Linked DNA regions of Mus musculus: all the other regions are linked to region 6. Evidence: chromatin loops called from intact Hi-C (ENCODE). Cell type or tissue: left cerebral cortex. All regions are shown on one strand. Links, peaks and the distances in the headings refer to the core of each region. The heading gives the core; the rest is flanking DNA.

What was found. Hi-C counts contacts between places; a loop is a spot of excess contacts. Peaks named below come from ENCODE experiments on the same cell type or tissue, not always from the same donor. Only the 100,000 strongest peaks of a DNase experiment are listed, where the experiment ranks them.
Region 1: a loop joins it to region 6, with 5 times the contacts of the local background. A loop is called at or near these places in 35 of 42 quality-filtered maps.
Region 2: it touches region 6 in a loop (2.5-fold over the local background); 4 of 42 quality-filtered maps call a loop at or near these places.
Region 3: it touches region 6 in a loop (4-fold over the local background); 5 of 42 quality-filtered maps call a loop at or near these places.
Region 4: a loop joins it to region 6, with 2.9 times the contacts of the local background. A loop is called at or near these places in 2 of 42 quality-filtered maps.
Region 5: it touches region 6 in a loop (6-fold over the local background); 14 of 42 quality-filtered maps call a loop at or near these places.

Annotation. Positions count from the first base shown.
Region 1 is chr7:51,969,877-51,974,739 of GRCm38, reverse strand. All of the region lies in intron 7 of Gas2 (growth arrest specific 2), which reads right to left. Among named protein-coding and RNA genes, the nearest start is that of Svip, 34 kb to the left of the region's middle. In left cerebral cortex, for the core only: a CTCF peak has its summit at 2,044 (motif pointing right); a DNase peak (open chromatin) is centred at 2,053.
Region 2 is chr7:51,747,096-51,751,958 of GRCm38, reverse strand. It overlaps the pseudogene Gm7336. Among named protein-coding and RNA genes, the nearest start is that of Gm33290, 23 kb to the left of the region's middle. In left cerebral cortex, for the core only: no CTCF peak of the experiment used is centred there; DNase peaks (open chromatin) are centred at 2,071, 2,825 and 3,120.
Region 3 is chr7:49,907,167-49,912,029 of GRCm38, reverse strand. Slc6a5 (solute carrier family 6 (neurotransmitter transporter, glycine), member 5) reads right to left here and starts at 1,731. Exons shown (of 16, transcript NM_001146013.1): 1 at 1,649-1,731; 2 at 1-329. The coding sequence starts at 1,651. In left cerebral cortex, for the core only: no CTCF peak of the experiment used is centred there; DNase peaks (open chromatin) are centred at 390, 1,491 and 2,213.
Region 4 is chr7:51,859,859-51,864,721 of GRCm38, reverse strand. It overlaps Fancf (Fanconi anemia, complementation group F), which reads left to right and starts at 2,455. Exons shown (of 1, transcript NM_001115087.1): 1 at 2,455-4,145. The coding sequence starts at 2,468. The coding sequence ends at 3,499. It also overlaps a transcript of Gas2 not described here. In left cerebral cortex, for the core only: no CTCF peak of the experiment used is centred there; DNase peaks (open chromatin) are centred at 2,407 and 2,853; H3K4me3 peaks cover 1,790 bases; H3K27ac peaks cover 1,094 bases.
Region 5 is chr7:51,813,546-51,818,408 of GRCm38, reverse strand. No RefSeq gene overlaps it. Among named protein-coding and RNA genes, the nearest start is that of Gm33290, 43 kb to the right of the region's middle. In left cerebral cortex, for the core only: a CTCF peak has its summit at 2,245 (motif pointing right); DNase peaks (open chromatin) are centred at 2,275 and 2,539.
Region 6 is chr7:51,619,149-51,624,011 of GRCm38, reverse strand. It overlaps Slc17a6 (solute carrier family 17 (sodium-dependent inorganic phosphate cotransporter), member 6), which reads right to left and starts at 2,182. Exons shown (of 12, transcript NM_080853.3): 1 at 1,292-2,182. The coding sequence starts at 1,377. It overlaps Gm33136 (a long non-coding RNA gene), which reads left to right. Exons shown (of 4, transcript XR_003946771.1): 1 at 1-1,265; 2 at 1,778-1,904. In left cerebral cortex, for the core only: no CTCF peak of the experiment used is centred there; DNase peaks (open chromatin) are centred at 290, 1,674 and 2,075; H3K4me3 peaks cover 2,008 bases; H3K27ac peaks cover 641 bases.

The DNA of each region.
Region 1 (4,863 bases), core at 470-4,469, 350 kb before region 6:
GTTGCTTGTAAGAGATTACATTTTACCCTAAAAATACACTATTCCTTATTAAAACCATTCTTGACTGGTATCTTTCCTATATAAATTCCCCAAAATAGCAAAACAGGACATAAATAAATAAATAAATAAATAAATAAATAAATAAATAAATAGCACTCATGGAGCAAAAGAGTTGGTTCATGGGTTAAGAACCTGTACTGCTCTTACAAAGGACCCAAGTTTTTTTTCCAAGTCCTCTAGTTCAGTGGTTCACAACTCCCTGTAACTTCAGCTTCAGAGGAATATGACCCCTCTAGTTTCTGAGGGCACTCCACTCACACACACACAAACACATGCACACATATATACATAAAATTAAAAATAAATAACATCTATAAAAATAATGTTCAAAGGAAAATGGTTTGAACATTAGTAACTCTTATTCTTTTCATTTCTATCACCCATCATAGATTCAAAGCCCTAACCCCAGTGTTGAGATAATGTTTGCTGACCTGCCACATGGTCACTCCTGGTACCTAGCCACTATGGTATGTTCTCTGGTTCCCTGGTAAAGACCAGCCTGCTCCTGGCATCATTTTTTTTTCCTCCACATGCAGAACAAAGCCTACTTTCTACTTTTAAAAATCTCCTATGAAGTTAGATATGGTCACAGGATTTAGTTACAGTAGATTAGATGTAATCAGAAAGTGAAGTGACATTTTTAGAACCTCCCTTCAGGGTCCACATCTATTCCTCAGCTTCCATCTTTCTTCCTAAACACAGAGACATTTGGTCTAAACATGCTCTTGAGTCCCACCACCTCTGCAGAGTGCTGAGAGAGAGAGAAACTAAGTCCCTGCATCCTCTGAGGAACAGTGTCAAATATAAACTCCATGAGCAAAAAGTACAGTTTTCCTTCTCTAAGTCCCTACCACTTTATTTATAGCTGTCAACCTTGACCCTAGTCAGTGGCATGCCTGCTGAACTTTCAAAAGTCTCTATTTCATCAAGGACATCTGTTTGTTTTTGCACAACACATTTAATATATGATTATGAGTCAGTGTGGTACAAAAGCTAGGGATGAGGGGAGGAGCCTTGCCCTACAACAGAGCATTCACTAGTGAATGGAATACATTGAGGGGATGCATTGTAATAAAAGATAAATGGAGCCTTGAGGTCTGTAATGCTGAAGAACAAGACCACAGACGATTAATTGCAGCGTCACAAATGTCTTCAACGAGAAGAGTGATGTATCTGCTACAGGTAACCCTGAGACAGTGCGTGCTCCAACAAAGCCCACCCAAGAGAAACTGAGGCTTGTTGGAGGAGTGCCAAGTTGAAATAATGATAGCTACAATAGAAGCAATGCTGCTGAGACTGGTGTCAGTGAGTTGGCAGACAAAGGAGACCCCCTGCAGGAAGAGGAGCTGGCACCCCCAAGGCCCTTCACCTGGACACAGCACAGTGTGCTGGGTGGACTCACAGCCCACTCGGCTAGGGCTGAGCCAGGGTGTGCAGGTCGAATTCTCAGTCTTCTCTGCCTCCCCATCACCTCCTCAATCAAGGGGGTGGACACGAAGGAAAATGTGCATCAGGGTGTGGGACCGAAAGCATTCTGGAGCTAATTTTTCAGAATCTTCTTGTGGGTGAGGAGAAAGAATTTGTACCCACACCATAGAATAAAACTGTTCTCTAAATCTAGGGTGGTTTGCTCTTTATAGCGCCAAAGGGAAAAAAAATACTCAAGTGAAAAGCAGATAACCCTTAATGGGACCATTGTCTCCCCTAGTTTATATAATGAACAGACCGGTCGGAAACATGCAAGTCATCTTGCCCAACAGAGCAGGCTTTGTCCCTGCCTCTAACATCACTTGGTTACAAAAATAAGCATATTTACCCTCTTCAATAGAAGCTGCCTGCTCAGAATTTCTTCTCGTTGTTTTCCTAAGGACTATGCATGCATTTAACAGAACAAACAGGCCAAGCAGCAATACTTTCACTGAGCTCCTTGGTCCAGGGAAGAAACTAAAAACGGCCCATGAATGGGTGTAAATGCTCAAGAGGCCACTAGAGGGCAGCATCACTCCTAAAGCTAAGATTTCTAACCGCTATGCATGCCTCAGTTGGTGGCATTTTCCAGACATGCTCAAACACAAGCTACAAATATTCTAGCTTCAGCCCTCAGATAAGCCAATTTCAATCTTCATTTTTCTTCTTACATCTGAGCTGCTCCTTGTCTTCTGTTCTCAAAGCAAGCCCGTCCTCAGCAAGCCCCTACCCAGCAGACCAACAGTCCTCCTCAGGCTCACCCACTGAGGAAAGGAGGTCTTACTAGGAGCCCATTTCTAACTGTTCCTAATACTCCCTTTGACCTGATCAGAACCTTAGATTACCTTCTGTGTTTGCTCCCTCGGATGCATTTCTGTTAGAAGAGAACCCCTCAAAGGCTGGGGCCCTGTCTTGTCGCAGCTCAGTTCTTAAGAACCAGATTAATTTGTAGATTGCTGTTGAATGGGTAGATGATCAGACCTCTGGAAAAAACTGTCACAGTTCTCAACAGAGATGAGCCACAGGCAGACTGAAGAGCTTGATCAGGGTCGTGCATCAAACAATAGAATAAACATGTGGTGCAGAAATCTGCTTTACACAATGCACATGCATTTATGTGTGTGTGGGGGGGGGGGGTGCACCATACGCACACCATGGCAAACTTGGGAGTTAGAGGAGAACACTTAAGAGTCGGGTCCTCCTCTATCATCTAAGTGTTAGGGACTGAACTTAGGTCATCAGCCTTGGTGACAAGCACCTTTGCCTGTTCAGTCATCTTGCCAGCCCCTGAGCAGGTTATTTTCTATAAACTTAATCATTCTTTCCAACTCTGATGTAATCCACACGTCAGAATGCTACTTCTTTGGCTTGACATCAAGATTCTCCACATTGATCCCCAATCTTTTTTTCTTGTTGTAATTTGTTTTCTCCAAACAAACGTTTAATTCTGACCCTACTGTGTGTTATAACTTTGGTGGGATATTAACTTGATGGTGTTGTTTGGTGTTTCTCAGCATAGTCAGGTTAAGGTCCCTGGGAGTCAATACCAACGGCCTTCTAAGAGGGACAGAGACAAAGTGACATGCATGTGAACTTCCTGATGTCAGGTGACACTCTGTACTACCAAAGGTGACCCCTCCCTGTTGCGCCTCCAGAATTATGAGCGAAAGCAAATGAGGCTGTTGTCATTAGAACCAACCTCCTCGGTGACAGTGCATCATCCACAGACAACGGACCGAGCCCTAGCACCTTCTCTGAATTCTCTCTAGAGTATCACCAAACTGGCCCACCATCATTCAAACTTCTGCTCTGCTCCCCCAGCCTTTGGTGTTGCTTGAGTTTGTCCTAGTTCTAGGACACACATGCTTCGACACCCTCTAAAAGTTCTCTCCCGAAAACCCAAGATACCTATAGGATTTTGAACCTTTTTTGTGGAAGGGGTTCTGATGAATGGTCTATCCTTTGGTCTTAGTCATCTAAATACATTAGTATCCATAATGTGTCAAGTCTATTGTAAGTACTCCACAAATTTTGTCAAGAGAGGTGATGAGTGTAGTTCAACTCAGCCAGGCACCTTTACTTTCTGTCTTATTTTCTCTCTGTTCATCTTGGGTTTCCTCCAGATGGATCTAAGTGATCTAAAGTCAAGGAACTTATTCAGCTCCTTACACAATGGAGATCTCTATTGCCTGCATACTTTAACCACATGATGCAAACACTGGACATTGTTGTTAAATGCAAACCCTGATCTTTCCTTGTGGCTCAGCACGTAACAACAACTGCACCCACAACAGATCTAACCCTACATATATCATCAGGGACATTTATGAATTTTAGGAGTACATCCTTCCTTTTCATTAGCTAATGTGTTATACATGCCCAAGCTAGGCTGGACTGATGCACTGTAAAATGTAGCCACTACTCTGACCTCTTCTAGAATCTATAATGATATAATAATCATGATGTATCAACTATAGGAGAACAACAAATGAGGCAACCAGGAAGAAAACCAGATCAATTTCTGTCCACGGGTCCAGCATGATGTCAGAGTAGAGAGAAGAGACATTGCGGTGAAGGTCACATGTTCTCAGTGCTGAGTGAAAGCCCCTCATTTGGTAAGCACTGTGTAATACAAGGTAAACCTGGATAGTGATGACAGGCTGAAGAGAGGGAGATTTTCAACATCCTCTTTACTTACAGAACAACATTTCCAGGTGTCATAGTTCCTACTGTCTCCTAGTTCTGTAGTCTCTAACTTTCCTACCTTTACCTACATTTTAAAGGAAAAGTAGATGGGCAATGGTGACAAAAGTTCTTTCCTCATGTAGCGAAATCGCTGACCTCCAACCAGTGATCCCCAGTCCTCTAAGCCGCCTATCAGAGAGACTCAAAGACCTCCAGATCACCCAATTAGAGCATTTCATATACCTCCAAACCACCCAGTCAGAGCACCCTCAGACCACCAAACCACTCAATCAGAGTGGCACAAAGACACCCAAACTACCCAATCAGAGATAAAGACATCCAAACCATCCAATTAGAGAAGCCAACACACCTCCAAATTACCCAATCAGAGTGGATATGGTTGATTCCGCTATTCCTCGGTCTTTTTTCTTTCTAGCATTTAAGATGGCATTGCAGTGATCTATGTCAGCACATAGAAAACTATGTATAGCCACAGGACCAATCTAGTCCACCATGCTGTACATAAAGTATTATTATAACACAGTCATGTTAACTGATTACCTATTATAGTTAAAGCAAGAGAATGGAGTAGTTGTGACAGAAACTATGTGCTTTAAGTTGTAAATCATTATATCTAAACTCTTACACTTG
Region 2 (4,863 bases), core at 626-4,625, 130 kb before region 6:
ATTAGGAGCTTTAGGAAGACAAGGTTAGGCTCAGCTCTCAGGTCACTCTGATCTTTGTGAGACTTTGCCTCCAAAACATTAAAAATCCCGGATACCCATGTCTGACATCTGGAGCAAAGGTACCTAATGCATCCACTGTACCAGAGCCTTTGTCCTGAGTACATAGACCCAATGAAAACTTGCAATTCAATGCTCTTAATAGAAGATGATGAAGCTGCAACATGAATACCAAGGGTTATCAAGAACTCACATGCACAGGGCCCACTTCGAATTTTTGTTAGCTTTGGGTTCTAACAAAATAGATATGTATCAATCTGCTTTCTGAGGGCTCTAATTGGTTTCACTGGCACATATGAAGTCATGTGGAAAACCTCCACCCTCTTCTTCCACTTAAAAACTTCAAATGTGACCAAAGTCCTTTAAAGTTTCTTCACCAAGCAAAAACTTGTTTTGACAATTTGACTTTTCATTTTGCTTCACTGGTAGAACATTCTGAGGTCTGTTTGCCCAGGATCCAACATTTTTTTGTTCCAGGGGAACCTGCTACACTTTGAAGAGAGTAAGTGGTCCAGGAATCCACAGATAAGCCTCTTGTCCTTGCACTCATTGAGAAACAGCTCCCTAAAGCGCTATGCTCACCTGTCTCCAAAAACACAACATGTACCTCACACATGTATCTTGATGGTCCATCTCGGCAGACTCCTGGGAAGGTCATGGAGCATTTTCATGTCTCCAGACAATTCTTGGCTGCTGCTTCATAATCTTGCTATGTGTTTCCCTGAACAAACCATACAGTGGTCAAGGCACAAGCTGTAGGAGTGAGATGTAACTATGAGTTGTATATGAAACTTTAGGTGGTTATTGTTTCATCTTCTCCTTTCTTTTGATCTCTACCTGGTTCATGGTGAGCTTCCAGGAAATACCAGCCACTGTTCCTGCCCTCCTCATAAACTAATTCTATTATTTGCCAGATCTACTATAAATGTCATAAGGTTTTTTATTTATAATTGATATCTATTTGCAGATGATAAACTGGACCACATCTGACTTATCTCTAGCTTCAGCTACTAAAACAACCCTGGGGAACTCAGGCTTATAAGGTCAATACTATCTACATACTTTATATTGTCAACCTTTCATGCCCTGCAGCTAAGCAAAATCTGATGGAAATGATTTTTTTTTGAATTTTTTATGTATGAGTGTTCTTTCTGCATGCATGCTTGGATGTCAGAAGAAGGCATCAGATCCCATTATAGATGTTGCTGGGAATTGAAGTTAGGATCTCTAGAAGAGCAGCCCAGGCCATCTAGAAGAAGAGCCATCACTCCAGGCACCAAGGAAAATGAATTTTTTAAAGTTACCATCTCAGCATCCTTGTCTTGGTGACTGCCTTGCTTTCGGCTTTTCTGCATCCTGCTCTGAAATAGTCTCTCTGTACTTTACACTTGATCCTCTGGCCTAGTTGCAATATTTAGGTAATTACTCATCTTGTGGTGCTTAGGTCATATTTTACCTCAATCTATGAGTCATCTCACTTCTGACTCTTATGGCCACTTGAATACCTTATCTATAGATTGCACAGATTAGGGCATCATCTTGTATTGAATTTATGGCTAGTGCACTAGTATGCTTGTAGTATCATCTCTAGAAAAGACCCATGATACCAGCTTAGCTGCACATCTGTCTGACTTGTCCTCACTTGTGCTTTGCTCTGAAGATATAGGGTGAAAATACCACACTGTTAATAATTCATTGCGTAGTCAGTACTGATGGGTCTGTGGAAGTATATCAAAAAGACCCGGGGTCCAGTACTTAAAATTTCATTATCAGCTTCACAAGCCAGGGAGGATGAGGCTGCTAACCTTTCTTAAAAGCAAACTGCGAATGGTGAGTCTGACCTCCCTTGTCTCTGTGGCAGTGACCCAGCACCAGCTCAGTCTCAGAGCAGGGGCATAAGGCTTAGCAGAGATGAGGCTGGCGCACGTCAGCTGAGCCAGCAGGCTGATGGAAAGTGACTCTGGCACCGCTGAGTTCAGATGAAATTAAGGATTCATGAGAGCACAGAGTACCCAGAAAGCACAAAGCCCCAAATGAATCCTGAATGAGTCACAAGGGAGATCTGGCCAGGCTTCGAATCCCAAATAAGCAAGGAATTGCCTTTTGATGATGCTGTAAATATCATCATCACCTCAGAAAACGAGGTCCTCCTTTAATCCTATCAGGAATGGGCAGGGCATACTGCAGAGCCTGTCTTCCTGACGGTTTGTATAGGTGAAGCTGCCTACACAAAGCAATTCTTCAAGGACTTTTGAAAAGAAACTGATTTTATTACGTTGTTACTTTAATTTTTCAGCCATACCAAAAATCATAGGTGGGATTCAGATAAATTCATCTTCTTTCAGCCACTCCCCAGATAACAGAGTTACGCTGCTCCTGCTCTTCTCTGAATGGGGCTGTAGGATTGCTGACGGTGAAGCATTGCATGTCAGGAGAAGCTCGACGTGTCAGGATCGCGTGATGGATTTATCCTCTAATTCTGAACACTAAAATCTCATTCTTTCTGCTATAGACAGAATGCAGAAAAAAAAAATAACAATTGTGTATTTGCCACAATGTTCTTAAAGGCACTGGGCTGAAGGTACTCAGAATCTCTAGAGCTTCCGTGTTTGTGTATACTTTGCTTGTCCTGTGCAGCTGCTATGAGACCTCTCCCTGCAGTACTGAATGGCACAGACCTTACTCCCAGCCCACATGTGTGCTTAGGGCTGCTGTCTTGTCTGTATCTGCCAGGGAGGACAGACCATTCTTCGGACCAGACTATTCTTTCAAACTAGAGGAGGAGGAAGGTCCTGCTTTAAACACCAATGCCATGCTGTGTCAGCTATCGGGTACATAGCGTCCTGCCTTACATACTGGAGGTCTATGCTGGAATTCTTCAAGCATGAACAGAGATGCACCCCCCACATAAACCTGTTACAGGGCTGTATTCCTTCCATGGCAGTTTTCAAAGTAACACCAAAAGAGGGGAGGGAACTGAGACCTAATTTAGAGAAAAATAAATTATGTATGTGTAGGCTCCGTCGACACGGCTGTTCCCGGCTCTAATGTTCAGCAAGCTGATTAAACCAAGGCAGCTCTGAGCTCTGGGCTACGTGAGCAGAATCCCATTAAGGGAGACTGCTTGACTTGATGGGGAAGAAGGTTTCAGCTTCCTCCAGGCTCCTCCTGTTTCTGAGTGCTCCTTCTGTGGTTATTTGTCAGCAGCGGGAAAAGAGGCAGGGAAAAGGATAAAAAGAAAGAGGGAAAGGAAGCCACTTTATGGTGCCATTTTAGCAGACATTTTCTAGAAATATTATTGCACCTTGCTTGACAAATGCAAATACTATTTTATCCATTTAACCGATCACCATAATACTCTGAAACAGTCATTGTTTGTCAGAAAACCATCTTTGGACTTCAAGAATTATCTGGTGGTTTTAATTACTCTCAATTTTCACTCTTAAAAAAAAAAAAGAAAGTGGGTTTATGTAAGTATAGTCTACATTTAAAGTTAAGGAGTATATGTTTTTCTGCATTGAAATGCTATAGTTTGGAAGGTGTAGTACATAAGATACTGTATTTTTGTAATTTCTCACACCCTGTCTTCTGTACACTTCAACCAGGTTTTGATCGCTGCATGTCTGTATAGGACTGAGATGAACACAAAACCTTTATGTTTATTTTTACTATTTTATAGTAATTTATATAATTTATATAATTGTGTGTGTGCATAAATTATACTAATTTATGCAATTTATATAATTGTGTGCATCTGTGTGTGTGTGTGTGTGTGTATGTGTGTGTGTGTGTGTGTGTGTGTGTGTGTGTGAATGTGTGTCCCTGTGAAGTTATGTGCATCTTAGTGTAAGTATCCTTGGAGGCCTGAGGCTTTGTAAGCACTAGGGCATGGAGTCACAAATATTTTGAACCATCAGATGTGGGAGATGTGGGAGCTGAGACCTGAACTTGGATCCTCTAGAAGAGCAGAAAGTACTCTTTTAACTACTGAGCCTCTTTTTTTTTTTTTTTTTTTTTTTTTGTGGGTGCAGCGAACTTTATTGATGGTATTCAAGAGAGTAGGGAGGGCTCCCTAGGCCCCTCCTGTTATTATGGGGGTCTGGGATGGAAATTGTGAGGGAGATGCTCAGTGTTGGGGGCCGAGTTGGGATAGGGCCTCTCTCTTGCTCAGTGTCCTTGCTGGGGTGGGTGGTCCAGGGTTTCTTACTCCTTGGAGGCCATGTAGGCCATGAGGTCCACCACCCTGTTGCTGTAGCCGTATTCATTGTCATACCAGGAAATGAGCTTGACAAAGTTGTCATTGAGAGCAATGCCAGCCCCGGCATCGAAGGTGGAAGAGTGGGAGTTGCTGTTGAAGTCGCAGGAGACAACCTGGTCCTCAGTGTAGCCCAAGATGCCCTTCAGTGGGCCCTCAGATGCCTGCTTCACCACCTTCTTGATGTCATCATACTTGGCAGGTTTCTCCAGGCGGCACGTCAGATCCACGACGGACACATTGGGGGTAGGAACACGGAAGGCCATGCCAGTGAGCTTCCCGTTCAGCTCTGGGATGACCTTGCCCACAGCCTTGGCAGCACCAGTGGATGCAGGGATGATGTTCTGGGCAGCCCCACGGCCATCACGCCACAGCTTTCCAGAGGGGCCATCCACAGTCTTCTGGGTGGCAGTGATGGCATGGACTGTGGTCATGAGCCCTTCCACAATGCCAAAGTTGTCATGGATGACCTTGGCCAGGGGGGCTAAGCAGTTGGTGGTGCAGGATGCATTGCTGACAATCTTGAGTGAGTTGTCATATTTCTCGTGGTT
Region 3 (4,863 bases), core at 265-4,264, 1.7 Mb after region 6:
GAAGGGGGATTGGCCTGTGCGCTGTGCCCTTCGCTTAAGTCCCGGAGGGCCGCGGAGGTCGCTTGTGCCCGGGGGCTGCTGAGATTACAAAACCCTACTCCGGACTGCTGGGCCTCGCAGGCTCTCGCATCCGCAGACTGGAAAGTTTGGGCGCCGGTGGAAGCCGACCTGGGCACACGTGGCGGCTGGACAGTGGCCGTGGGGGCCTCAGCAGGAAGATCCTGTTCAGGGCTGGTCCTAGGTGCACGAGGACTATCCCGGTGGCCTGGCACCGCTGCCTCCAAGATGTTGGCTGGCTGTTTATTCATTTCCTTGGGAGCACTGCAATCCTGCAAACACAATGTCAAGTTCGTGCAAAACAAACAAACAAAAAGTCACGGCAGCATTAAAAATAAAATATATGGGTCTGCATACACAGATGCACACATTCCAGGTCCAGGCACAAAATAGACAGGGTAGCAAACGGAACCGGTGTTTCTCCACTCGCCAGACACGTCTGTAATCCTGGGACATGAAGAAGCTAATATTTTCTCCCAAGTGGAGGAGGAACTAAGACCGAAGAATGAGTGGGTTTTGACAGGGGGAAAGAGGCGGGCAATATAGAAATAACCCTACAGCCAGGAGCTCCCTGCCCTCTGTGGATTTCAAATCAAGGCTGTGGGTACCACATCCCCTTCACCATTGTGGAGAAAGATTCTTTAATTTTCCGCCCCATTTCCTTTGTCATTCAACAATGCACATTGCCTTTTTTTCCCCCCATAGACAAGCTGTGATCACAAAACATGCTCTGGGGTAGGCCAAGGCTGGAAGCCACACGGGTAAATTCAAACTCCAGCATTCAGCCTACCTTGGTCACCCAAGATGCAAAGTCAAGGCTAAAGGTTTTTTGTTTTTTGTTTTTTTTAAAATCAAAATATTACTACCAACAAACAGCCCACCACTAAAACAATAAACTAGATGGGAAACGCATAGTAGCTGGCTTTGACCCTTACATTCTCTCCACTTGATTCCAGACCCCTCCAATGTATACGGATCTTGCCAATTTTTTATTTTTATTTTGCTGTCCATTTCCAGTAATATAATATTCTTTCCCTCCCAACTCTTGACTGAGGACCAAAACTCACCAATAATTTTCATTAGCTTTCTCCCTATTGAATTTTAAAGACTTGCCAGAAGTGGGTTTCCCTTCGGCTTCCGCGTGCTAGTGTTACCTTTCAGAGTTCCAAGATAGTATAATTACTTCACTGTAAAACCAATCAAACTACCTTCTCATCAACCGAAAATCTCTGCTCTAACCCGCTTCACAAACGCACAAACCGAGTTTACGTGCACCAAACCCAATGCCTGGACTCCAGTCTGCGTTCTCAGTTGTCCCTAAGACCCAGAGCGACTCGCGGTTAAAGGAATCTTGACTTTCAGTACCACGGACAGTACCTAAGACCGGGTTTAAGAGCAGCTTTACCATCTAGGGAAACCTCCTCTGCCCTCCGGCAAGGCTCCCAAGTACGAATACCTGAACTTGAGCCTTCGAAAATGGTTCTCTGCCTCTCACCTATTGCAGATATTTCCAAAAAGAAATACCCCAAACGAGCCAGCCATCCTTATCCCCACTTCCACCTTTCTTTAGAGAATAAAAGCAAGCACTCACCATGTCTGATGCGGACAACAGATTGAACCGTAGAGTAAAATCCTCTACTGATCTAGGTTTGGCCCTGGAACAAGAGGCGCTTTCTATATCTCCCCGGGAAAGGCTGGGTTTGCGTCAGTGGGAAGCAAGGTGCCCTTCGTTTGACATCTTCCTGATAATACACGTTTGATAAATCATTACCCCTTTGGATTCGGATTTTAAAGGGACAACAGCCTGGAGTACGCTGTCTTGTTGTCACTCCGGTAGGAGGGGGCTGCGTGTTTGGCGTGACTCATGTGGGTCTGATTACTAAACCAAAGCCGGTGGGAGGGAACGAGAAAAGTTTGCCACCTCCTAATTAAGGGAAACATGGGAGAGACACGTCCCACTGCGCCCAAGACTCCAAGGCAAGGCGCAGCCGCCAACCAAACAGATTGGATTAAAGTGAGGGAGGGGGGGGGGTCAAATCAGTCTCCCTCTCCCATCAAATTTGCTTGCGCTCTCCCTGAATCTCTGTCCGATTCAAAAGTATCCCCTCCCCCCAAAGAATGCCAGGCCTGTCTCGGGTATCCAGCCAGATCTTCTATGCCTGTTCCAGGGTAGAGCCCTGTATTTGGTCAGGGCGCACCTGGCTGGTCAGTGTGTGGTGTTCAGATCCCTACATCCCAGCCTTTCCAGAAAGTCAATCTAAGGAAAGACCCCGAGTTTTCGTTTAAACTATTAAATGCACTTTTCTCATCCCTGTTTGTCTCTGCTAATCCTGTTTCTCGTTGTACGTTTTAGGCTCTTCTGGATTTATTTATTTATTTATTTATTTATTTTTAAATACTGACTTAGTCCTCCAGCCATGTAAAACCCACCCTTTCTCCGTGGTCCTCCAAACAAAAATCCTTTTAAAATAAGGCCTGATTGGAGAATGCAGTTTTACCTGAAACGAGGATCCCCACCCCCACCCCCACCCCGCAACCCAGGGCAGGGCTGGCTCTCTGGGAAACCCTAAGAAGAGACTGCGGGCTCCCGCCCAGGTCTGAAGTGGCCAGGTGGACTATGAACTTTACCCGAGGTACAAGGCAGCAACCACGATCACAAAAGGGAAAAGCCCTTTGCAAAGGTGTCATTTGAAAACTAGAAGGGGATTTGCAGCAATATGCCTCCCCTCTCTCTTGTCTTGACAGCCTAGCTAGGGAACCGTGGCCTCTGGAACGGGAAGCTTGGAAAGCGCTGAGCGCGCAACGGGGCCCACCGCCTCCGGGTCCGTGCCGTCGCACTCGACTGGGCTGTCTCCCTGCGGAGCCAGGACAAAGCCGCGGCAGCGGCCGAGGGCGCAGGCTGCGGTGGCAGATTGCGGTGGATGCCGGGGGCATTGCTGCTCCACTCGGGTCTCCTCCCTCACCCTTCCAAGACTCCAAGAGTGGTAGATGCCTCTGTGAGCCTGGCTCTCCCAGGATAGCCACCTGGATTCTGGGTCTGCACTATTTGGGATTGGGGATGGCAGCGGGGGATGGGGGCGAGTAGGCAGCCAGAGGAGCCTTGTCCTCCCAGTGTCTTTCGGGTTCCAGATAGCCTTTTACTGACATTTACTGAGCTTTTACTATTAGGCCATCTGCAACGCTTCCACGAAATTATTACGTTTAAGTTTGCCAACAGCCTTTCGGAAATTATTCCAGTGTTTATGCTGTGAACGCTAAGGTCAGGGTCTATTTTGAAGTTACTAGCTCCTCCACAGCCCGTTGCCTGCACCAGTCACCACTCTAGGCAACCGAGAAATGGGGAAGGACTCAGAGGAGGAATAAGGGGATGAGTGGGACCCTGGGGTACTCTGACTGAAAAAGGCTCTGAAAGCCGGTAGGGTTGACAGTCCTGTAATATCCTCAAATCCCAAGAAAGTGCAATGTCCGGGAGTGGCTTCAATGGAGTCATGAGACCCGCTTCTAGTTAAGATTCAGGTCTGGCTCTGAGGTCCAGAGGCCACTTTGACAGCAAATAGTCACGACTTCAAAGCTTGTGGCTAGTCTCCAAATTTGCATCTGAGCAGCCCCTGCCAGACTTGACGCGGGAGTCGGTGGAGTGTGCAAAAGAGCCTGGCCAGTAAGGAGGGAATGTACTGAGGTGGCCGAGTCGTGCAGGGCTACTTCCCGCTACCCTCCACCCCCACTTCGTTGCTGACCGTGAGTGATGCCCAACGCCCCCGCTCAGCCTCAGATCTGACGTGTCGCCTGCTCAAGTGCGCATTTGAGTTAGCATGGGGCTAATAAGGTCCTGCAGAGGCGGGTGACGAGTAGGCGCCAGTTCAAGCTCCACAAAGAACCCCCCCTCCTCCAGCCGCAAGATTCCAGAAAGGAGGGGCTGCCGATAGAGTGGAGGGACAGTTCAGGGACCAGACACCGAGAGGAGTCGCTCCAACAGGATAGTGACCAAAAGAGCAACACCTCCCTCCTCCTCCCCCCTACAGTGAAGCAGGGACCTGGCACTGGGGGAGGGGGGCATCATCTGGAGTCCAGTTGTGTGTCAACGCCTGCGAGAATCAAAGGATGGTGCTGCAGATCCAAATAAAATTAATTAATTAATTAATTAATTAATTAATTAAAAAGCAGAAATGGGCGGAGTGAAAAGTCTGTCACCCACCCCCACATAAGCCTCCACCTCCTGCCTCTTCTGCCGCCTGTTCAGAGTGATAATCTGGGCCGGTGCGCACCGCAGCCAAGGAGGCTGTAAATCCGCATCCATCCGTGCGCAGCCATTCGGTCGGAATTAGCCAGTCGCTATGGCCTTAATTACTTTGTCAAAGATGAAAAATAGTAATTGATTTTGTCCTCTATCACTTGCCCCTCTCCCCTCCTTCCTTGAAGATAAGCAAATAAATAGCTGTTTGCGAAGAAGACCGTGTCCACCACCCGGTTGGGGCAGCCTAGTGGAAAAAGAACTGTCTGGCTATAGCTCTGAAGCTGATGTTTGTGCCAAGACGCAAAAGGCAGCTGGAACTCAAGCTGAGAGTACCCAGAGGACAGCCATGCTAAGCCAAGTCCCTGCCCTCTTTCTCCCCAAAAGGAATTAAGGCGGGAAAGGAAAGGGTGTTTTACACTACTATTCACCCAGAGCTAGTGGCCTCAGCCTTCTCTGGTCCTCAGGATTTTGGTGCAAGGAAGAACAGCAGTGTGATTCATCAAAAACGCCAAGGAACTTGCGCAGGGTCGGCAGGCAGAGCTGGGATTGGAGCCAAATCTGTGTGGATTCCA
Region 4 (4,863 bases), core at 456-4,455, 240 kb before region 6:
TCCTGACAAAGAAACTCTCTCATAAGCATGCCTGGTGTTCAGCTTAGACTAATTACTGACTTTAGAGTAAGATTTTTTTTTCTGAATACTGTAGGCCTTAATGACTATAGTGAATTCCTCTGGCCACTTCTGAACTTATTTTATTTAGTAGAGGATGTTATATAGAGAGGCTTACAGCTGGATTCCTAGACTAGTTAGTAAATTAAGACAGGGTTTCATTAACTGGTTCAGTTAACATTTTCTGGCCCTGAGGGTGGAGCTGACTGCTATCCCAAAGTACAAGTTAACTTTTTGATGCTATGATAAAACATCATGACCAAGGCAACTTATAGCAGGTTTTATTTATGCTTACGGTTGAGGGTTCTAGGAGAGCAAGAGTCCATCACAGCAGGGGCTGGGCAAGGCAGCAGAGGAAGGAAGCTAAGAGTTGGCATGCTCACCTGCAAACATGAAACAGAAAAGGATGAAACTGGAAGTAGTTGATGTTCTAAGCTCTCGAAGCCTAACCTAAGGCCACACCTTCTCAAACAGTGTTACCAACTAGGGTATTCAAACACCAAAGCCAATGGAGGACATCTTACTGAAAACACCACAGAGTACATATTGAAAGTCAGCAACAAAAACCTACCCCAGTATGTCACATATATGGCTTCCATCTTCTCTAGAGTCCTGAGGGAAGCTCTTGGTGAAAGTATCTTATGTTAGTTGTTTATGTTGCTCATTCCTGTGTTTGAATGAAATGCTATTTTAATAAAAGTTTGCTAACACTGGGCTTCCATTTTCTGTTCTTATTTACTACATATTGGGGATTTGCAGAGTGTGACCAGCAGGTGGAAGGTTGATCCTGGCATTCTCAGCATACAGTATTCACATATTACACTGACATTTTAACTTGTGTGATTCCTCTCACGTGATTTTCCACTATCCTCTGATGGTGCAAGTATTTGTGCAGCCTAAATCAAAGATCAGTCCATATAGCCTTTCAGTGCTCTCCTATCCATTTCCAATTGGTCTTTAAAATCACCATACCTGGCACTTTAAAATTACACAAAATCTGATTTGAATTACACTTACATGGGTTGGGAATCCTCCCAATGTCTGCCTCAAGTGCATAGGTTTCTTGAAATTAAAGTGTTTATCATCTTTCAGCCTCTACATAGATTGTTCCAAATTAAATGGAAAACTGGTTCGAAATCCAAAGTGCATTCTTCTGATGGGAAACTGTCGGAGGGATGCATAGCTACTTAATAAAAGATGGCTACTGTGAAACAAATAATTACTCACTGTGGTACTGAGATTTAACATAATATTGGTTTTGAAAAGGTGAGCACTGGTGAAGTTTCTCTGAACTGTCCCAGCCACTTGGAAATGAAGCTGTTTTGGACTTCTTTCTCACCCTGGATTAGATCTGGTTTTCACTCTGGTGGCTTAAGACTTATTAACGGTTCCCATGGCCTTGAAGCATTTCCAGGTGTATTCTTTGGGCATTCAGTTGAAAGGAAGGTTTAATGGGGCTTTCCCTAACATCTAAGATCTAGTGACTCTTATTTTTGTCTACCGCATTATGAAGTTGAAGTCTCTCTAAGGAACATTAGTGTTTCCTGTGGGACAGGGAAGCTTTAACTACATTTATCTCAACTGCGCCAGTCCTGTCCTTCACTGGCTATCACATCACGTGACTTAGTATTTAGTAAGTGGATGAACCAGTGACCTCTGTAATTCCTAATAGCTACCACCTGAAACTTTAAAACCCATCACACAGACTAAAATAAAATCACAAGGCCAAACACTATAGTCTGGGCTAATGGCTAAAAACTAAACAAAACTGGCTTAACTATATGTTCTGATAAGAATGCCCAGAACTATTCAGAGTCTAGCATAAATGTGTAGATTAATTTTGAGCTTAAACTTTCATTTATTGCATGGCTAGTAAGCCTCAGGATAGTGCTGCCAGTCACTAGGTTAGTCGAGGCAGGACTGCAAACTGAAAGGCTGCTTGCACAATTCAGTGATAGGTTTCCTCAGAATCAGTAAACAATATAAATAAGGAAAAAGGAAAAAAGCCCGGGAACTCACAGCACAGCGTGTGAGGGTCCTGGTTCCACAAGTACCAGGGAAACGGGCCATTTAAGAGCTTTGAGTTCGCAAGCAGATCACATCCGCACTGCTAATAATGATGAACATGGGTCCCCTTTCGGGGAAGCGCCTAAATGTCTACCACTGGCATTTTTAAAACAAAAGAGCACATAAAATCCTAGCGCTCAAACTCGCACTCACGCGTCCTCTCCCAGACCCAGAGTAAAAGCTTGGGACTTTGCCCTAGTTCATTTTCAGCGCCAATGTGCCCCGGAAACCATGGTGCGAGACTGACACGGCCGTCGTCCAATGGCACAGCACGCTGAGGCGGGCGCTCACGCTCATGTCCAATCGGCTCGCGCCTCGGGATGTCAGGGCGGAAGCGGCCGCCATGGAGCCGCTTGTGCAGCAAACCGAGCGATTCTCCGAGCTGTTGGCCGTGTCGTGTGGGTCGCTGGTGAGCACGTGGGACGCCGAAAAGGTGCGCAGGGCGCTGCAGTGGGCGCGTTATCTGCTCCACGTGTACCGACGCTTCGCGGGCCGCGGCCGCGTGCGGGAGGCGCTCGAGAGGCGGCTCCCCGCGCGGGGAGGGCCGCTCGGGCTGCGCAGCTTCGCGGCGCTGGAGTCCGGGGACGCGCGGCTCGCCCTCCGCCTGCTGCGGAACCGCGCGCTCGCGCCCGCCGCCGCCCGCGCGCTGCCGAGCTTGCTGTTCCCGGGCCCCGCCGCGGACCACCGAGACGACGTGCCGCAGTCGCGCCTGGTCCTCCTGGCGCGCCGCGGAAGCGCGCTGCGCCTGCTGTGCCGCCTCGGCGGGGACGCGCCCAGGAGCGCGCTGCTGCGCACGCACGCGGAGCTGCTGGACGCGCGCCTGCACGAGCTGGGCGGGGCCGACTCCGCGGCCGCGCGCAAACTCCTGGACACGTTGTGGACGCGCGGGCCGCGGGAGCACGTGCTCGACGTGACTGCCGAAGCGCTGCTGCTACGCGAGGAAGACCCGGAGCCAGCCCAGGCCACGGACCCTGCGGGTGCGGATGAGACACAGAAACTACTGCGCTGGCTTCTCGAAAGTCCCGAGGTATTGGCCGCTTTTTGCCGCCATCTGCCAGCCAAGCGCCTGGCCTCCGTGGCGGGCTGCCACCACGCACTGTCTCGCGCCTACCTGGACCTGCTCACAACGTGGGCCACGCGGCTGCACTATGATCTGCAAAAGGGTGCCTGGGTCCCTACACAGATGGAGGACATGCCCTGGGAAGAGCTGTGCCTAAGGCTGCAGAGCTTGTGCCATGCCCAGCCATTTCTGCAGGAAGAGGTGCTGGTGACCCTAAGGTCCCGCAAAGCCTTGGATGGAGATTTCGAGGTTCCTGGGATGAGCATCTGGACAGACCTCCTGGTGGTGCTTGAGTGTGGGATCGTGCTAGAGTAGATTCTCAGTTCCCAGGCTGGGCATCTGGACAGACCCTGTCCCATAGAGGGAATAACAAGCATACTTCTCACCAAAGCCTCTATGCACAGCATCCTGCTACTTCTTGACTATGCAGTTTACAAATTGTCAGTGTTCTCCCCAATTCCCTATATACATGCTCCCAAAACCTAATTATTCAGGGGCCAATTTTAAATGGTTCATAATATAAATATATATAATATGCACAATATCTATAAATTTATATATTATATAATATGTATTATATAGAGATTGTTTTTGTTCTGGTAATGGACCCAGGACCCTGCCTATGTTAGTGTTCACCACTGAGCTACATCATTAATCGTGAAAGAATTCTTAAAGCCATCGAATTTTCAGCTTGTTTCGTATAAAGCTAATTTGTAAGAATACTAAAACTAGATTCACCCTAAAAAGAAAAGGCAGCTTTACGTTTTCCAAGAAGGGTACTTTTGTATGATTTACTTGGTTCCTAACACTCTTCAGTAGTACAAAGTTTTATTCAACCAGCAACATGTGGTAGCATCATGTTAACTTCAAAGCTGACTGGGCTAGAGTTAGAGCCCTAAACTTGCTTTCTTTTACCTGTTTACCAACCTATGTGTGCATTAAAATTGCATTGCTCAGAAAATTTTGTTCTTTGTACAAGTCACTACTCTGAAATTCAAAATAACAGCAAATAGTTTAAAGCATTTCTTGAGTACCCACTTAAGTGTTTAGAGCACAGTAAGTGTAAACATACCCCTTTGGGTTATATGATGAAGGGATCTAGTAAGTTAAGAGAATCGAGACCACTTCTGCCATTTATCAAGTTAATAGCCCTAACCTGGGGTCATCAGGTGTTTAAATGTCTGATTCTGGTTTTCCTCATGTTTGCTGGATGGAGACTATTTTGAGTATTCTCTGACTAAGAACCCAACTTTATTCTAGGGAGGCAGAGGCAGGCACATCTCTGAGTTCAAGACCAACCTAGTCTACAAAGCAAGTTCCAGGACAGCCAGGGCTACACAAAGAGAAAAGCTGTCTCAAAAAAACAAAACAACTTTGTCTGCTCAAGTGTTTTAAACTTAATAATAAATGCTTTTGTTAATAATTTGCTAAGTAAATTTCCAGGGTTCAACACACTTTCTCCATGGTAAATGCCCATAACTCACAAAATTAATTTCTAATTTTAGAAATAGAGCAAAAGGACATATAGTGCAAAATTTTGATTCTGATTTAGGACACAAGTCTAAACAACGAATACAGTTATCTGAAGAGAGCAGTATCATTTCTTTTGCTCCTGTGATCAAATCCCTTTTTCTAGCCCTGATCTGTGTGAACCGTCTTTCACATCTGCTGTATTCTGA
Region 5 (4,863 bases), core at 558-4,557, 190 kb before region 6:
ATCTTAGAGCAGTGACATTTGTGGGATCTGGGTCTTACACCCTTTCTCTTGCAGGCCACCCTTCTATAGTGATATTTTAGAAATGTGTTCCTATGTTTATGCAGGAGGATGTGAGTGCAGCGCTTATGGAGGCCACAGATGTTGAATCCCCTGGATCTGGAGTTAGAAGTGGTGGTGAACCACTTGACATGGGAGCTGTGGATTGAACGAATCTGGATCTTATGCAAAAGTGGCATGTGTTCTTAAATGACCCATCCTTTCAGCCCACAGAAACTTCCTGTTTGTGCCTCAGGATCTCCCTCTTGCCCATCCATCTCACTGGAGCCATAGTCTTGATAATCTCCACACCACTCAACTTTTTTCTTTTGCTGGTGTGTTTCTTCTCCAAGGGACTGTCCTTCTTAACAACACATCCACACAGAGCTCTCATTCACACAGTTCTTGGTTTAAATGTCACCTCCATAGACAGGTTTACATGGCCACCTTACATGAAATTACATAGGTCATCATTCTCCAATCTGATTCATCTTTTCTCACCATCCTGAGTTTGGCATGTTTACTGATTCATGATCCAGCCATTGCTGCTCATTGTCATTCCTTCTAACTAGAATATAAAAGTCATAAAGGAGGCAAAGGGCTTTCTAGTTGTCACTCATGTGTCCCCTGGCTCTGAACAAATTCCTGTTGAATTTTGGGAACTCAATGTAGTATCTAAGTTACTAAAGTCTTCCTCAAGAGTTACACCACAGATGCTGTCAGCCTCTGAAGCTCTCTTCTGCCTTTATCTAGTTGCACCTGACCATTGTTTTCCAGATGAAATAATGAGATCAATAAGTATTTTATTACTTGCTTAGTTCACATGATGATGATGATGAACTTGGGGATGAGAGTAATCTATTCTCCAAGCCCCCACATCTGAGAACATAGAGAGGCAGGTTTTGTCTCTCTTTGCCCCTTGATTAGCTACACACACACACACACACACACACACACACACACACACACACACGCACACATACACACAAAGAGAGACAGAGACAGAGACAGAGAGACAGAGAAAGACAGAGAGAGAAACTATACATTAGACTTCCCATATGAATTCTTCTTCCTTCTTAATATATTTCGGTGAGAACACTATTCCTCACCTTAGAAAGACAATGAAGAAAAGATCATATTAGCCCTTATGGTCAGAGTGTCTTGCCATCACCGTTGTAAAAATGAATCCCTTTAGCTACTCTGAAGATGTCTAAACTTCCTTTTATTTACTTTTGGGTTAAACCTCAGAAGGACTTAGGTATTTGAATATGATCCATTTTCATGAAGACTCTCTAAAGCCACAAGTCAGTTTGTCTACAACTTTGCTTGTTCACCTGGTGTTCTCAAAGTGCACAGTTCATCAGATGCTAGGCTGGGTGTGGTAGACATGCTGGTGACTTCCGGGCACAGCTGGACCTTAAGATATATATAAACTACGGAGATAAAAATGCTCAGAACTAAAATTAGGAACAATAGAACAGGTGGCCGTAAGAAGCTTTTGTGAGCCAAAGGGAGGGAAGGAAGGAAGGAAGGAAGGAAGGAAGGAAGGAAGGAAGGAAGGAAGGAAGGAAGGAAGGAAGGAAAGAAAGGTCCAACCAATGATTAGCAGACAAAGAAAGGAGAGGTAGCTTTGATTAACCCAGAGGGAAGGCCTGGGCTGTGATGGAGATGTACCCAGTTCCCCCTCGACACAACCCCTACCCACACCTCCTCCTCCTTTCTTCCAAGAATGGGGTGTCCCCCTTGGGTATCCACCCGAACTGCAGGACCAGGCACATCCTCTTCCACTGAGACTTAGACCAGGCAGCCAAGCTAGTGGAATGGGGATCCACAGGCAGTCAACAGAGTCAGGAACAGCTCCCACTCCAGTTGGGGGACCTGTATGAAGACCAAACTACATATCTGCTACATGTGTGCAGGGTATGGTGGTTGGGTGACTAGGTCCAGCCTTTGTATGCTCTTTGGTTGGTGGTTCAGTCTCTGGGAGCCATGCCTTATATTTCAACTCACACAGATGTTCTCTTCTGCCTATTAAACCTGAGGTCACTCTGTTGCAAATGTTTTTAGGGGGATCTGGACATGAGTGCGGTCATATGTGAACTGGCATGTTCTCTCCATTTTGAAATTCAGTTTGCAGTGTTTTTCTTAAGAGCCACTACTGTGCTGTAGCCCCAGTTGGTCTCCTCTTCTATTTTCTCTCAATTCGCCACTAGAGTGCACCAAAATATTTATTACAAGCTCAGTGAGCCAGGGACTGTGCTTCAACAGTATATTTTCCTCTTTTCCTTGTATTTTGTAACTCAGTTCTTAAATGCTTTCATGTCTTTGAGAGACTAGGCACAGTTCAGGACATCTCCATTGTAAAAAAAATGGACAAGTCCACTTTTGGGATTCAGGTAAAGACTATGACTGGATTCAGAGGTCAAGTTTGTAATGAATCACAGTCTTTTGCTGTGTGGATTCTGTGTTACGAGTTTGTGCTGGGAGCAGAGGAGGGAGTCTGTTTGGCAACAGCTTGGAACAGCTTGGAAGACACACAACCCTGGTATAAAACTTGGCAGAAGAGACCTCTAAGACGTCAGTAAGCCAGAGCTGCTCTACAAATTCTCAAAACACTCTAGGAAACCTGAAATTATCATCGATGTGTTAGTATTACTCATCTCATTAATATAATTTGTACTAATACACACTGAGTGTGTCCCAGCTCTGGGTGGTCCCACCTCTAGGGTGGATGTCATGTCTGGACCAGCATGGGTAAGCTGGCATTCTGCTTCCAAAAGTGTTTCTCTCATAGCAAATCTTCCTCTAATGTTGAACTGGCCATGAGTGGTCATTATTCATGACTAATTATTTTGACTGGAGGAGTGTATCCATGACAGGTTTACTTAAAATTAATATCCTACTCAAGGAAAAAAACTCAATAGAGTTTGAGACCTTGGCCAATAGTGACTCAAAACCATATATTTTACTGCTCTGCTATGTATGTGGATAAAACTAAAATTTGAATTTGCCATTTCATACAGTCCCTCTAAGTTGCACACTTTGATATGTGACTATTTTTGGTTGGTGAGTGTGTTGGTTGGCTTTTTGGAGGCAAAATCATAGGGACAGGCTAACTTCAAATCTTCACATGGCTGTCTTAATAATTGTGTCTTAAAATTTTCTATCTTTATTTCCTCTCTATGTCTTTCTGTATGTCTGATTCTGTCTCTGTTAGAGTACTTGTCTAGCATGCATGCCACTGAGAAAAGAAAGAAAGAAGAGAGGGAAGGAAGGAGAACAGGAGGGAGGGAGGGGGAGGGAGGGAGGGAGAAGGAATTGGAAATCTGGTATTAAGACTCAAGGTGTTATTTTACAAGTAGCTGCTAAATACACAATCTAAAATGGACACAGCTAAAAATTAAGAATTGAGAAAGGCTATAATTTATATGATGAGGCAAAGATGAACCAAAAGCCTTGAGACTCTAATAGAAACACAAGATTCAACCCACTAAATTAGCAGTCTGTGTAATTTAGAGAATAAAATGTTTAGTTAGCATCTTAAGAGAAGGCATCTGACAAAATTCAAAGTCTGCCAGCAAACTGGAGGAGGGGTGATACGGGAGGTAGGATTCTGGATCTGAAACAGATACTGTCAATACTTTCATCAAACATTATAAGTAGTGCAATGTTAGAAATTTTCTTTTAGAATTCACCTACAAAATCAATTTGCTTACCATATTTTTTTCCTAGCCCCGATGGTAATGATATTTAAAGAACAAAATTATTAAAATTCAGAAAGAAAACAATTGTCATTTCTTATTGACATACATATCAAGAGTTCAATTCATTAGAGTCTTCAGGTTTAGGAATCAGGAGGCTGTCTCTTTGTCAGACTAAAGAGTGAAGATGGTTGCCTCTCTATCCTCTCCCCAGCTCCACCTCCTCCAGTCACTCCTCTCTCCCTCCCTCCCTCCCTCCCTCCCTCCCTCCCTCCCTCCCTCCCTCCCTCCCTCCCTCCCTCCCTCCCTCCCTTCCCTTCCCTTCCCTTCTCTCTCTCTCTCTCTCTCTCTCTCTCTCTCTCTCTCTCTCTCTCATTCTTCATGGTCCACTAGCTTCAGCATCTTCAGTACAGGATTACTTCCATTGAGTCTGGCTCAATTGCATTTCTATACAGAGGAAAGAATATATACAGTTACTTAGAACTTATTGTAATGAAATTTGACCTATTAAAAAGCCATCCTTTCCCTTTCTTACACAAGTGACTGAAAAATCAGATGGCCATTAGAGCCCTCAAGCTATTTTCATCTAATAAAAGGAAAGGTCTTGATTAGAGGCTCATCAATTTTTGTTAAGCAAAGAACTACTATAAAGCATAATTATATTTCCTAAAGATAGATCTGTCTTCAGGATGAAAATGAGAGTCTAATATCATTATAGTTAATTTCAATGTGGGTGAAAGATTTGTGTAAGTCTTGGTAAATTTAAACACAAAAACAATCTCTACCTTTTGGAACATTGTTCCTGCACTGTGTCCCCTTACCCAGGGAGTCTTGGTAAGTTTTATATATTTGTGGTAATAATATTTCAAATATTGGTTATTTGTAGAGAAATATCCTTATTTCCTTTTAATTAATTTAAAAGCATAATCATTTCTGTTCAGTCTAGACATTCAATATGTCACAGTTCTCAATGAAATAAAGTTCATTTGGTGTGAGAAATTATTTGCATATAACTAAACCTCGTCCTACATTGTTTTCTGATCCAGTTTACTTGGTCTATATTATATGGCTGTATTCAGTTATAGACTGTGGGCAACAGTATGTCATTTTCATTCTTCTGAAACAT
Region 6 (4,863 bases), core at 257-4,256:
ATAAACTTGTATCTCTATTCCAAATTCTCTCAAATTCTACTGCAGATTAGGTCATTAAAGTGTGGCTGTGCATTGTGTGTGTTTATCACAGACATATAACCCAAGCACTAGGAACAAGGCAGTGATTTTCTTTTTCCTTCAAGGAAGGCATTTAACCAATTTGATCATTTTTTACTTGACTTTATACACCTGAATTTGTAAAGTTGAACTGTGCACCTGAGTTCCCCACCCCACAGTAGCCTCTAAGCAGCTGCAGGACTGCAGGGTGCTTGCTGCGGCATCCTTTGCCGCAGAGGAGCGTGATGGTGTATACTGAAGCCCACCAGAACCAAGCAGCTGGAAAAAAAGAGATGTACATTGGCCATCTTGTTTACAACTCTCATGGATAGCCAAGACTTCAGTTTCCAAATGTGAAAATGAATGTTTCTTTAAAAATCTATCTTCCTACCGTGTTTGCTGTCTCATTGATTTTGCTTGTATCATTGGCAAAAAGTAGTATTAATAAAAGATGTAATACATCTTTCAGGACCTGAATTCATGCAAAGCACAGTATGCTTAGTGCAGCAATTACAAGAAGGATAACATTTACATTTTTTTCTATTACTTTTAAAGTAATTTTGCGTTTACTATTCTGGTTCTTAAATCACTGTGAAATTTCCCACACAAGATACAGACTCCTAAAACATAGCAAACAAATTAAAAAAAATACATATACAATGTTTTAGATCCAACAGAGAAACATCAATGATCAATTATTGATATATTTTGATCCTGTTTCATTCAATACAGAATTTCCCATGGGAGAGTTCTTCACTATGTTTTTGCAGCTAAGGTCTAGATTCCTTTTCTTTCATTTGTCTTTGAAGTTTATTTTTAAAAAGGGTTTTGGCTTTTGTTATTCACTTGTTTGGATCAAAGGGATTTTATTTGTGAAATCTATAAGAAAACAAAGACAGGCTTTATGAGCAGGTGCTGAACGAACATTTTGGAATTGCAAAGGAGGATTAAGAACTGAATTGGAGCACATGAGAATCCCCAGGTAATGAAACAAAATCACACACACACACACACACACACACACACACACACACACACACACACGACAGGTTCGTTTAGTGTCACATTCCTGCATTCATAAGCAGGTTTCCAGTGGAACCTAGCTTCAGCAATGAGCAACAAAAAGACTTTCCCACCATGTTACAATCTTTCTAAGTAATCAAGCTTTTCAGAAATGGCTTTGCAGATTCTGTCCAGATGAGTCCCAGGTAAGCATGGGGTTGCAGTCTCTTACCTGTAGATCTGTCCGAGGGATTTTCCAGCAAAATTCTTTATCCCCTCTTTCCCCGGGGCCAAAATCCTTTGTTTTACCGACTCCATTCTTGTAAAGACTGGTGTCCAGCCTTACCAGATTTAAATTGTTGTGGCTATGAAAGACGGATTCTGCGCATAGTCTTAGTTGGTTAAGGTAGAGCTTTTTCTTCTCAGCAGAGGTGAGCTTTCCAGCAAGGCTGTGAGTTGGAGAGGGGAGGGAGGGCGAGAAAGAGAGTACAACAGAATAGCTGCATGCAGCCCACGGGTTTCCTAATAGGAGAATTGGTACACACAGTCACAAAGTCTCATTGGAAGGGGAGGATCCGGTGGCCGAGGGCGCGCGCAGTGCCGTGGTATTTGGGCGGGTGCTGATGAGTCCCTGTTCTGGAAGTCACCTCACCGAAAAACAACGTAAATTCCCGGTTTTGAAGTCTTATCGCAATCAAATCCGCTGTCTTTTAATCAGATTGACCAGAAACGTCATCGAACCCTTGTGTAAGGAAAAAAGCAAAAGAACCCTACTGTCTAAAATGGTGACTTTGCTGATCAGAGCTCATAGCTCTCAGAACCCTTGGGAGCTTCCTAGGCCTCAGGTGAGCGGCTGCTGTTAGCTTCCTGCCTTAACATGGTCTCCTCCCATCGCGCCGGCGTAATTGTGCTCTGCGGCAGAGTGGCAGAGTGGAATTAAGACTGAGAATGTTAGCTGATCTTTGCGAACGTGAGTGAATAACAGACACACAGCTGTGGTTTAGGCAGCGCCGGGGGAGACCTTCCATAAAACCTGACCGCTCCCGTCAGTGCGCGCGGCGCAGTTTAGCATTTCAGGACCACGGACAGAGGAAGCTAAGGAACCTTGGCTGCTGCTTTTGGCTAACCCGCTCGCCAACTTCCTAGGGGAGCTGGGCGGATCGCCCTGACCAAGGGCCTTTCTAGGGCTCTTCAGGAACGGATGCTATGGAAACCAAGTAGGGAGATGTCATCGTCTGCAGAGTTCTCAGGAGGAAAGCTGCATTTGGCTCTGCAAGGGAGGAGGGCTTTATTAAACACTGACAAGTTACTCTGCTTGGCCACCCGTTGCCCAGCATGTACATACTAGCTCTGACAGCATGGTGAAGAAGCAACACTGCAGAAGCTTCTACTTTAGGTGTGTGGTATCCAGGTGAACACCTGGTTCCCCTCCGATATAAAGCTTATGTTTATGAGATGCATAATAATATTGCTTGTGTATTTGATTCAACCCCTAAGACGAACAAGAAAGGATGCAGAGAGAGAAATGGAAGGAGACAAAAAAAAAAAAAAAAAAAAAAGAGGTGGGACAGAGAAGGAGGAGAGACAGAGAGATAATGACAGCTGTAACATTAGTGCACTTTCCGAATAAAGGACAGGCAGTCTGAAATGAATTCTTTGGAATTCTAAGTTTCTTTAATTAACTAATGCACAACACAATACTGAATTATTTCTAATTACAGGTAAAATTTGTACCTATAACTAAGCTTGTTAGCGAAGAGTAACTGATAATGTTTTAAAAATTTATTTCAATATATTTACACTCTATTTAAATTTTATTTTTCCCTCCTTATGACACCTTTTCTTAAGAGGGAGGCTATTTTTGCCATTGTTGCTTGTTGGGTTTTGAGAGATGGTCCTACAAGGTTTTCCATCTTAGTTGTGTATAATACCATTGAACCTATATCATTAAGCAAAACAATTAAATTGTGCTGAATTAATGTGAGTTATTTCGCATGGACCACAACCCTCTTAAGATGCAGTCCAGGCAAGTGCTTACGAAACAGACTGTCCTTGAGCTACATCCCCAAGGTTAAACCTTGGATGCTAGCTAAATCAACCAGGGGAGTGCGTTTTACATAGGGACTATTGGATTACATCCCAGAGGTACGGTGCAGAGTCAAATAAGAATGTTCTCTGACGATTTCAAATGATATGTGGAAAAAAATTTCCTAAAATAGAGAGATGAAAAAAAATCACAAATAGCTAAAACCCTTTGCAATTGTTAAATCCAAATCCAAAGCCTATAAAATTGTATTTCATTAAGAAGTATGGTTGAGCAAGAATACCACGATTACATTCCTGTTATTTTGGGACATATGCATTATGTGAATGTTATATATTATATTACGTATATACTTTAAAAACCAGGAAGCCATCTTCAAAAATATCCCTGGAATGCCACAAAATTGAATGCACTTCCATAGGAGATAGAGTATAAAAGAAAAAAATATAGGGTACAAAGGAAAAAAAAAACTCATCAAATTGTTTCATTGCAAAATTTCCAGCTCCTTAGGACTTGTTTTACAAGAGCATTTGTTTATTGGTTATTTTATTTATTTATATTTCAAATGTTATCCCCCTTCCTAGTTTCCTCTCCACAACCCCCCCTATGCCCTTGCCCCTCCCCCTACCTCTATGAGGGTGCTTCCCCCCAATCCTGCTTCAGAGCCCTAGCATTCCCCTACCCTGGGTCATCCAACCTCCATAGGACCAAGGGGCTCCCCTTTCAGTGATGCCTGATAAGGCAATCCTCTGCTATATATCCAGCTGAAGCCATGGATCCCCCCAATATGTACTTTTTGGTTGATGGTTTAGCCACGGGGAGCTTTGGGGGGGGGTGATAAAAGGGCATTTTTTAAAATGCAGGTTTCCTTAGCTATTCAAGTCACTGAAATGAATTCACTTAGGAATATCAATGATTTTGGAAGTTTAGGTAAAACTGGAAGTTACATTCAATATCTGAGTCTGAGATGATGATGATGCAAAAATGATTCTCTTAAGCATTTCTTCTTAAGCTCCATCCCAGTTGACTAGAACTTAAAACCACTTAAAACCAAGATGGCTGAATCATTCATATATATGCCATGTAGTAGTACTCCAGCACGAAGATACTGCTTTTAGATTACATAACTGCATTCATCTGCATTGAGAAATATCATCTAGTTTTCCTCCCTTTTCCAGTAACAATCTGGGTGTCTGAATGGAAATAAGAGCTAATATTGATTTACTCACTCTAAAAATATTTGTTGAGAGCCGAGACATGTGCTAGTTCTGGAAACAATCCCTTGAAAGGTCTCACAAGTCACAGGGCAGATACACATAAATATCTGTAGAAATAATTATAGATGGAACTAGACACGATAGGAAGCCCTGTCTCTGTGTAAAAGTGTACAGGAAGCATTTTAGGAGGTAACTTAATATTTTAAAAGAAATTTAAGCCTAGAAAGTGATGGCTGCCCAGCGGGTAGGGAGGGGTGGTGGGCTGTACAAAGAGAGCTTGTAACACTTGGAGAACATTCCGGTCAGTGGCATGATAAAGCATAGTCATGAAGAAGAGGAAGCTCTGAACACGGAAAATTATGAGAATTGCTACTCAGCCCCCAGAGACTCGGTGGTGTCATAAGGCTCTGCCCATATGAGTAGCTGGTTTCACCATAGCACACCTATTTAACCAACCCAACAGATTTTCTTCAGCCTTCTTAATGGGGTTCAAAATCCCAAATACAGACCACAAAAACCTTGGACCCTAGTAAATTCATTAGA